2 separate regions of the Homo sapiens genome follow, and region 1 is linked to region 2. The links are chromatin loops, found by intact Hi-C in ENCODE. Cell type or tissue: PC-9. All regions are shown on one strand. Region 1 has its middle 56 kb from the start of CABCOCO1. Region 2 overlaps CABCOCO1 (ciliary associated calcium binding coiled-coil 1).

Region 1 (5,000 bases), 120 kb before region 2:
AAGATATAAGTAGTTTACACACCACAATTGCATTGTTATAACATTCTGTGTTTTTCTGTATACTGACTATTACCAGTGAGTTTTGCACCTTCAGGTAATTGCTTATTGCTCATTAACATCCTTTTCTTTCAGATTGAAGAGCTCCCTTTCACATTTCTTGTAGGGCAGGTCTGGGTTGATGAAATCCCTCAGCTTTTGTTTTTCTAAGAAAGTCATTTCTCCTTCATGCTTGAAGTATATTTTCTCTGGATATACCATTATTCTAGGGTAAAAGTTTTCTTCCTTCAGTATTTTAAATATGTCATGCCACTCTCTCTTGGCCTGTAAGGTTTTTGCTGAAAAGTCTGCTATCAAACGTATTGGAGCTCCTTTGTATAGTAATTGTTTCTTCTCTCTGGCTGTTCTTAGTATCCTTTCTTTATCCTTGACCTTTGGGAGTTTGATTAATAAATGCCTTGAGATAGTCTTATTTGGGTTAAATCTGCTTGGTGCTCTATAACCCTCCGTATTTGAATATTGGTATCATTCTATATATTTGGAAAGTTCTCTGTTATTATCCCTTTGAATAAACACTCTACCCCAATCTCTCTAACTCCTCTTTAAGGTCAATAACTTAGATTTGCCATTTTGAGGCTATTTTCTAGATCTTGTAGGCATACTTTTTTTTGGTTTTTGTTTTTTCTTTTATCTCTTCTCTGTATTTTCAAATAGCCTGTCTTCAAGCTCATGATTTCTTTATTCTGTTTGAAGGTGATGTCATTTTTCAGGAAAAGAAGCTCTTGTCATTTATAAACATATGCTGAAATATTACACATGAAATAATGCCATGTCCGATGTTTTCTTCAAACAATGTGGAGAGCAAGAAAGTTCTGAAGTATAGATGAAACCAATTTATTCTGGGCCAGGAATTGATAATGTAGAAACTGTGAGACACCACTTGAGAGTTTATTATAGTCTATTTTTTTGCATATCTTTGAAATTTTTTCATAATAAAGGTTTCTATAATTAAGAGATCATGAGAAAATGGAAACAACCCAAATATCCATTAACTAGCATATGGATAGATAACATGTAGTATATCCATATAATTGAATATTACTTGGCTATAAAAAGAAATGAAGTAATAATACATGCTACAGTATTGACAACCTTGAAAATGTATGGAAGTGTAAGAAAGACCACATATTGTATGATTTCATTTGTATGACATATCCAGAATAGTCAAACCTCTGAAAATAGAAAGTGGATTCATAGTTACCTAAGGCTGGCTGGGGAAAATGTGGGCATTTGGGGATGATGGCTCAGCGGAGTGGGGTTTCTTTTGGGGAGTAATAAAAATGTTCTAAAATTGATGTGGGGATGGATGCATAATTCTATGAATATACGGAAAGCCATTGGATTAGGCACTCCAAAAAGAAGATATATGGGGAATAATTTAGAAAACTTGAATATCACCTGTGTGTCAGACATCATTAGAGAAGCATGGTTAATTTTGTTAGAAGGGATAATGACACGGTAAACATGTAAGGAAATCTATTTTTTTATAAAAGCATCCCGAAATATCTAAGGATAAAACATTGTAATGTCTGGGATTTGCTTTAAATCACCTCAAAAAATAGATGGAAAAAATCTAAATAGTTGTTATATGTATGTTGTATATGGGACTTATTATAATTTTCTTCCCATGTATGTTTGAAATTTTGAAAAATTTGAAAAATGAAAAGAAACAAAGAGAAATCCATGAGCTATGGGGAAAGGAGACATTTTGAATCCAAATGGTTATTCCCAGGTGAATGTTGCCATCTTACACACAATAATACTTCCCTGTTAATACTGGAAGATAGTATTATGTGGTCAAATAAGACTGAGAAACAATGAATTAGAAAAGACTGGAAGACTTTTCAGCATCTTAACTATGTAAAGATACAAGATGGATCTCCAAGATTAAGGATATATTACCATAAAAGGTTTTTTTTCATGTACATGCTGTGTATTAGGTAATATAAATAGCAAGGAGGCAAGATCATTCTGTAAAAGACAGCTGATCATTTTGTTGATAACTATAACTTGTCTTTCTGCGATCAGTCCAGTCTTATACCAGTACTAATGTTTTAATTTAGAGGCAAGGAACTAATAATAGATTTGTTCAATTTTTTTTCAAATTTCTCACACTTCCATTTGCTTAAAATTATGTCTGTTATTCAGAACAACCCATGGTCCAGACTAATGATGCGAGGTTTGACTTGTATATTAGATTTTGCAAAACTTTAATGTTACTTAATTTATAAAGTTATGCCTTGTTACATGTTCAGGGAGCTAAGTTTTGTGAGGCTAGGGTATAGGGTTTTGATTGAGCAAACCAGAGATCCATGCTTCACAACTCCAGTGCTCCAAGTCATTCCAGTCTTTCAGAGTATATTGCATATTCATGGCACAGACATGTGGAACAAGCTCGATGTACAAACCTCCTAGAAATTTCATCATCACCTTGCATGAAAACTACCCTGTGAATCATGGGATACCAGCATTTAAGTGCTATTCTATGAACCATCCTTTTGCCTTCAGCTTCCAAGATTTTTTGGTAAACCCCTTAGCATTCAAGCCTTTTGGCAAAAGAATCACAGAACTTGAATTGCAAATTAGTTGTCATAATTCTGGATGCTGCAGTTAGCTCAGATACAATAATATATACCTACGAGACATTAAATCTTAGATACATTAAAATTTACATCAAGTGATTCCAAAAATGAGTATAAATAATTCAACTTTAACATTAAATCTTAGTTAGCATCAGATAAACTGGCCTATCTTGGGAAATAACCACTGAAGTCCTCTAGAGGCACTGTTGTGTCAGAGGGTTGAAAGTATCAAATCCAAAATCAGAAGGTATTCCAAGTTCAGCTTCGCTTTGTATTAGCTATTAAGACCTGGAACACCTTAGTTAACTTTCCTAATCCTCAATGATCCTTCTGAAAAATGAAATATAATAGTACCTACATCATAGGGTTTTTGTGAGGACTAAGTGAAATGTTATGTATAATATGCATAAAGTATTTAATACAGTGTTTGTACGTGGTATCTAAATATTCACTATTAGTAATTTTTATGCATATGTTATTTTTCTCAAAAAATAGTGTTCTACTAAACACACGTGGGGGTAACACTTATTTAGACAAAATTAACTTCTAATCCTAAGCATCAAGCACAGTACCCTTTATATGATGGGTATGTAAAATATGTTTATTTTATTTTATTTTATTTTTCTGTGACGTACTCTCGCTGTGTTGCCAAGCTGGAGTGCAGTGGCACAATCTCAGCTCACTGCAACCTCCGCCTCCCAGATTCAAAATTCTCCTTCCTCAGCATCCCAAGTAGCTGGGACTACAGGTGCGTGCCACCATGCCCGGTTAATTTTTGTACTTTTAGTAGAGATGGGTTTTCACCATGTTGGCCAGGATGGTCTCGATCTCTTGACCTTGTGATCTGCCCACCTTGGCCTCCCAAAGTGCTGGGATTATAGGCGTGAGCCACTGCACCCAGCCAAAGATGTTTATTTCTAAAAATGAAGGATAAATGATTAAATCAGAGCCTTCTAAGCCTATAGGTTAAGTCTTTGGGGGTTTTTAAGTTAGTGGCAGAAATGAAGCCTTTGCCCACCTCATATACATCCTACTAAAACAGAATAGGAATTCAGTTCTCTAAATAAAGCTTAATATGTTCCTGAAAAAAGCATCATAACCAAATTCCATGTTCCATTGGCATCAGAATGTCTTTGAATCTGATTATTATCTTAAGCCACATTCCAACGAGCCCAAAGTGCCCTGTGAGGAAAAATAATTACTCAATTGCTAGTAGTTGGCAGATCTCCCATTAAAAAAAAAAGACTTTAAAGTTGCCTTTGCACTCCTCATTTCAATACTAGTTAAATCAAAAGTGGATTGTGATTAAAATGGAGACATTTTTATGCACTAGCATTTACAGTATACGTTTTCTAAATTATATTCTTTTTGGTATTGTTTAATGAAAGGTTTAGTTCTTCTTGGTTTTTCCCTTCCATATGAATTAGGTTTTAAACTTTTCTTTCTCTAGTGAGAAAAATATTGTAGTTCTACACATGCCCCTACAGCCCTAAATGACATATGATCTACTGATGACGTCACTGCTCCTCATTTTCAGACTTTACATTTGGAAAATTCTTAAATGGAGAAGAATTACTGCTTAAAAACTGATCTATTTGTTTAAAATATTCAAAGAATAGGCCAGGCGCGATGGCTCACGCCTGTAATCCCAGTACTTTGGGAGGCCGAGGCGGGTGGATCACTTAAGGCCAGGCATTAGAGACCAGCCTGAAATGAAATGAAACCCTTTCTCTACTAAAAATACAAAAAATTAGCTGGGCATGGTGGTGGGTGCCTGTAATCCCAGCTACTCGGGAGGCTGAAGCAGGAGAATTGCTTGAACCCAGAAGGCGGAGGCTGCAGTCAGCCGAGATCGCACCACTGCACTCCAGCCTGGGAAATAAGAGCAAAACTCTGTCTCAAAAAAAAAAAAATCAAAGAATATAGAAGTTGGGAGTACAAATTTGTTCCAAATTCAGAGACACAAAAGTAGTGATTTGCTTTAAAAATTACATATTTAAAGAAAAGCAAAAAATGAAACATCTCTAATTTGCAGCCATTCTTAGGGATTTCTAAGTATCTTTCTGGGTTGAATTTAGAATATAGTTCCATAAATGAGAGAAACTTTTTTTTAAGTTTAAAAATATTTTAGTGGTCAATCCTGTAGTGCTCAAGCTTGGAGTAGCCAGAGGGAAGCGGGATGCATCATTTATTCTCAGGTTTGCCACATATTGGCTATATTCTAGCATTGGGCGCAGTCTCTCAAGGGATTTTTCCTCATCTGTAATACAGGGGATTGGGCTAAATGACCTCTAAAGTACTTTTTGGTGATATGACCCTATATTGGAAACAAAAAGATTGTGGGAAAATCTAAATCGTTGT
Region 2 (5,000 bases):
AGCAACACTTTAAAAGAATAACACGTCATGATCAAGTGGAGTTATTGCAGGACAGCAAGGATGGCTCATTGACATAAGTCACCACTTAGTAGACAAGAAGAAAAAACTGTTACAATTTTGATATCTTCTTGATAAACACTAAAAAAGACTTGATACAATTTAATATTCTCACACATTACTGATAGGGGCTTTTACTAAAATACGAATATAAGAATATTTAACATTTTTATAGTATACATTCCCCAAATCAAAAGCAAAAATATGAAATACTAGAAGCATTCCCATTAAAAATGATGCTAAGACAAGGTCCTACATTATTTAACATTTACGTGACTGGCTTTTGCTAGTCAATGTAATAAGAGAATGAAACAGGCAGTGTATTAGTGTGCTCAGATTGCCATAGCCAAGCACCACAGGCTAGATGATGGAAACAATAGAAATTTGTTTCCTCACAGTTCTGGAGTCTGGAAGCCCAAGACCAGGGGCCAGCATGCTTAGCTTTTGGTAAGGGGTCTCTTTTAGGTTTGCAGATGGCCACCTTCTCACTGGGTCCTCACAGGGCATAGAGGAAGAGCTAGCTCTCTAGTGTCTCTTTTAATAAGGACACTAATTCTATCAGATCCAGGACCCCACCCTTAGGACTCATTTACTCTTGATTACTTCCTTACACTAAATGCAGTAACATTGGAGGTTAAGGCTTCAACATATAAATTGAGGCTGGAGGGAACACAACCGATCATGGCAAAAAGTATTAATACTGGAAAGAAGGTAAAATTATGATGACTTTTAAACTGTATAACTATCTGAAAAAGCCCAGAGAATCGGTTGAAAATTCTGTGCAAAAAAGTAGCATTCAGTATGCTGGCTTTAAAAACCAAAACACAAAAGTCAGTAGCATTTTTATGTTTAAGCAATATAATTAGAAAATATAGCAGAATAAAAAGTCCATTCACGAAAGTAAGAAAAGTTTTAGATAGCTATGAAAATCCCAAAAGAATGACCCAAATGATCAAACTATATACTTTCCTGAAAAAAATAAAGGAAGACTTTAACAAAAGAAGCATACTTTCTTCATTGATAGAAATACTCAATATTGTACAAATTCAAGCCCTTTCTTAATGTTTAAATCCAATGTGATGCCAATCAAAACCCTAACAAAATTTGTGACTGGAGTATCTCCATTCAGGATATGTAGACTGAGAATAGAGAATATTGCAAAATTATTCTTTCATCTGGAGAAATAAACATGATGTAATAAAGAAAAACTGACTATACCATATACAATGATACAGGATATGGAAAAGACCAACAGATCATTGTAGCACAATAAAGAGTTTAGAAATAGCTGTGAGCCTTTTCTTTATCTTAATATCTGATAAACATGGCATTCAAATTAATGATTGAAATATGGAAAATGGGAAAACACTCCCATATCTAAAACTTAGATACCAGAAGTAGATTTTATATGAGTGAACATTCATAATTTGTTTATAGTTTTAGATGGGAAGGCCTTTGAAAATGTCTCATCAGCCACAAAGGAAAAGATGGATAATTGTAAAACATCAAAATTATATTTTTAATTGAATCAGGCACCAAAAACAAGCTTGAACTTTTTTAAAAAAGAAATATTATTTGTAACACATGTTAAAGGGTTAATATCTTCAGCATCTCATACATCAATAAGAGAAAGGAAAACACCACAACAGTAGGGGGGAGGGATAGCATTAGGAGATATACCTAATGTAAATGACGAGTTAACAGGTGCAGCACACCAACATGGCACATGTATACATATGTAACAAACCTGCATGTTGTGCACATATACCCTAGAACTTAAAGTATAATAAAACAGGTTCATCTTACCGAATATCTTTTTCTTATATTAGTGGACATTTTCTTTCTTCTTTTAGGAAATGCCTGTTGATGTTGTTTATTTTACTGTTGTAGTGTTTTCCTTTCTCTTATTGGCGATCATTAAAAAGTCAGGAAACAACAGGTGCTGGAGAGGATGTGGAGAAATAGGAACGCTTTTACACTGTTGGTGGGACTGTAAACTAGTTCAACCATTGTGGAAGACAGTGTGGCAATTCCTCAAGGATCTAGAACCAGAAATACCATTTTACCCAGCCATCCCATTACTGGGTACATACCCAAAGGATTATAAATCATGCTGCTATAAAGACACATGCACACATACGTTTACTGCAGCACTATTCACAGTAGCAAAAACTTGGAACCAACCCAAATGTCCATCAATGATAGACTGGATTAAGAAAATGTGGCGCATATACACCAAGGAATACTATGCAGCCATAAAAAAGGATGAGTTCATTTCCTTTTCAGGTACATGGATGAAGCTAGAAACCATCATTCTGAGCAAACTATCAGAAGGACAGAAAACCAAACACCACATGTTCTCACTCATAGGTGGGAACTGAACAATGAGAACACTTGGACATAGGGTGGGGAACATCACACAATGGGGCCTGTTGTGGGGTAGGGGGAGGGGGGAGGGATAGCATTAGGAGATATACCTAATGTAAATGATGAGTTAATGGGTGCAGCACACCAACATGGCACATGTATACATATGTAACAAACCTGCACATTGTGAACATGTACCTTAGAACTTAAAGTATAATAAAAAATAAAATAAATAAAAAATAAAAATATACTTCTGCATGTATTGACATGGGTAGATATCTACAATGTCGAGTGGATGAAGTGAGTCATGAAACACTATGGATAATGTGGTTAGTTTTTATAAAAATAAACACTTATACCAAGAAAAAAAAAGAAAGAAAAAGATATTCAGTCTTGCTAATGACAAAAGGGATACAAACAAGATAATATGACACTGTTCCTCCTTTATCAGATCAGCAACTTTGTATGTGATCCCTGTGTGAGAGAAACTCTCATACTGTTTGTGGAATCTTAAATTGGGATTCCACTACAGTGCGATTTTTTAAAATCTATCAAAATTTTAGGCAGGCATACCCCTTGACATAGCAATTTTAATTTCAAAGATTTGTTCCAAGAAGTTAATTCAATATGTGTAACAATATGTCCATGAAGATTTCTGCTCTAGTGTTATTTATTACAATCACGAAAATTTGGAAAATAGTGTTTCTCAATAAGAAATCGATTAAGTACACATTTGTACATACATCCAATATAAGGCTACGTACCAATTAAAAATTATAAACTTGTGCATATTCACAGGATATTGACATAACAAAATTACAAAATACCTGTATCATACTATCTTATTTATTAAAATAAATACATATATAATATTAAGTGTCACAATATAAAAATGTGGGCTATATTTTTACTTGATTACAGAGCAAACTATCTGGAAAAAATATTTATCTAATTATTTACAATGGGACGTGGAGTGATTTTTAGTTTTTTTTTAAATATTTTTACTACTTGTATTGCTTGAACTCTTTTACAATGATTCTGTTTATTTTTATGAATAAAAAGCAATAAAATCCCTTTATCTGGTGGGGAAAATATTGTAAGAGGGGTTACTTTGTGCGTTCATAATAGTTAGAAAATATTATTATTCATGGAATCATATATGATGGCCCAGAACTGGATGACCTCCTTTTTACTCCTACAGCCTTCATTTATGGCACTTGTATAAATTATAATAAGGCCAGGCACAGTGGCTCACTCCTGTAATCCCAGCACTTTGGGAGGCGAGCGGGGGTGGATCACCTGAGGTCAGGAGTTCGAGACCAGCCTGGCCAATATGGCAAAACCCCGTCTCTACAGAAAAAAAAAAAAAAAAAAGTACCAAGTATGGTGGCACACACCTGTAATTCCAGCTCTAGGGAGACTGAGGCACAAGAATTGCTTGAGCCTGAGAGGCATACGTTGCAGTGAGCCAAGACTGTGCCACTGCACTCCAGCCTGGGCAACACAGTGAGACCCTGCCACATACACAAAAAAAATGTTATAATAATAAGAGATAAAATGTGATCTTAGAGCTATCACCTTCTATTAGATTATAAACTTCTTGAAGGCAGGATTATTTCTTATATTTTAGACTCCCATAGATCTTAACACAGGGAAGTACTCAGTAAATATTTATTGAATTGAACCAATTATACTTCTACAACCAACAAAAAAAAATCATAATCTCTATACCTACACTAATAAAACTGGAATTTTCAATTATCTTAAAATTTCAAATTTATCTAGTTACAAAGAGAAAGATGTATAAATTGTTCATTTCATAAATCTCAAGAATAGTTTTACATTAATAAGATTTTCACTGATAGAATATTGAAGAAAGATTTGAATTGTTTTAAGTTAATTAAAATGCATCTGAAAGAGCTCTAGAGTTCAAAGAATGTATAATCAAACCCCTTATACACAGAATTTCTCTCCTGTAAAAGAAGAAAAAACTAGAAATGTCTGTTTTCATCCATAACTCTCTTCAAATAGCAGAAACTTGGTTAAGAAAAAAGCAAAGATTTTTGCATGTTTCTGGGATAAAAGAAAAGCAGAAATATTTTCCTGATAATTGTCATTCTATTCCTTTTCTGTATTTTCTGTAGCGTGTATTTACATTGATTGGGAACATTTTATAATTTTGCAAATTATCGGCATGACTCAATAAAAAATAAACCAAAATAATTTTGAACACCTAACTGGTAATATTTTTAAATGTTCCTTGAGCTGGAACAATTAGATGTTTGAATTACTTACTCTGAATGCTAATGTATGAATACTTTTCTCCTGTTCCACATTCATCCCTCTATATATAAACTATTTAAGTCACAGTATAATTATGGAATATGTTAGTAGAAGGAAGGCAAAGTGTTTTATCAATGCCTGTAAGCATCATTTACATTAGCATCTGTTACAGAATTGGTTTTAAATTTTATTTCTAGACGCTTAAAACCTGTGGGTTACACACATCAGTATTTTTAGATATAATTTCAAAGGACTAAACCCATTTTTGAACCTTTGTTTCAACATGCTTTTGA

Evidence for each region. Peaks named below come from ENCODE experiments on the same cell type or tissue, not always from the same donor. Only the 100,000 strongest peaks of a DNase experiment are listed, where the experiment ranks them.
Region 1: it touches region 2 in a loop (2.0-fold over the local background); 10 of 110 quality-filtered maps call a loop at or near these places.

What each region holds. Positions count from the first base shown.
Region 1 is chr10:61,604,679-61,609,678 of GRCh38, forward strand. No RefSeq gene overlaps it. Among named protein-coding and RNA genes, the nearest start is that of CABCOCO1, 56 kb to the right of the region's middle. In PC-9, CTCF peaks have their summits at 2,849 and 3,050; no DNase peak of the experiment used is centred here.
Region 2 is chr10:61,723,117-61,728,116 of GRCh38, forward strand. All of the region lies in intron 5 of CABCOCO1 (ciliary associated calcium binding coiled-coil 1), which reads left to right. Among named protein-coding and RNA genes, the nearest start is that of CABCOCO1, 63 kb to the left of the region's middle. In PC-9, no CTCF peak of the experiment used is centred here; no DNase peak of the experiment used is centred here.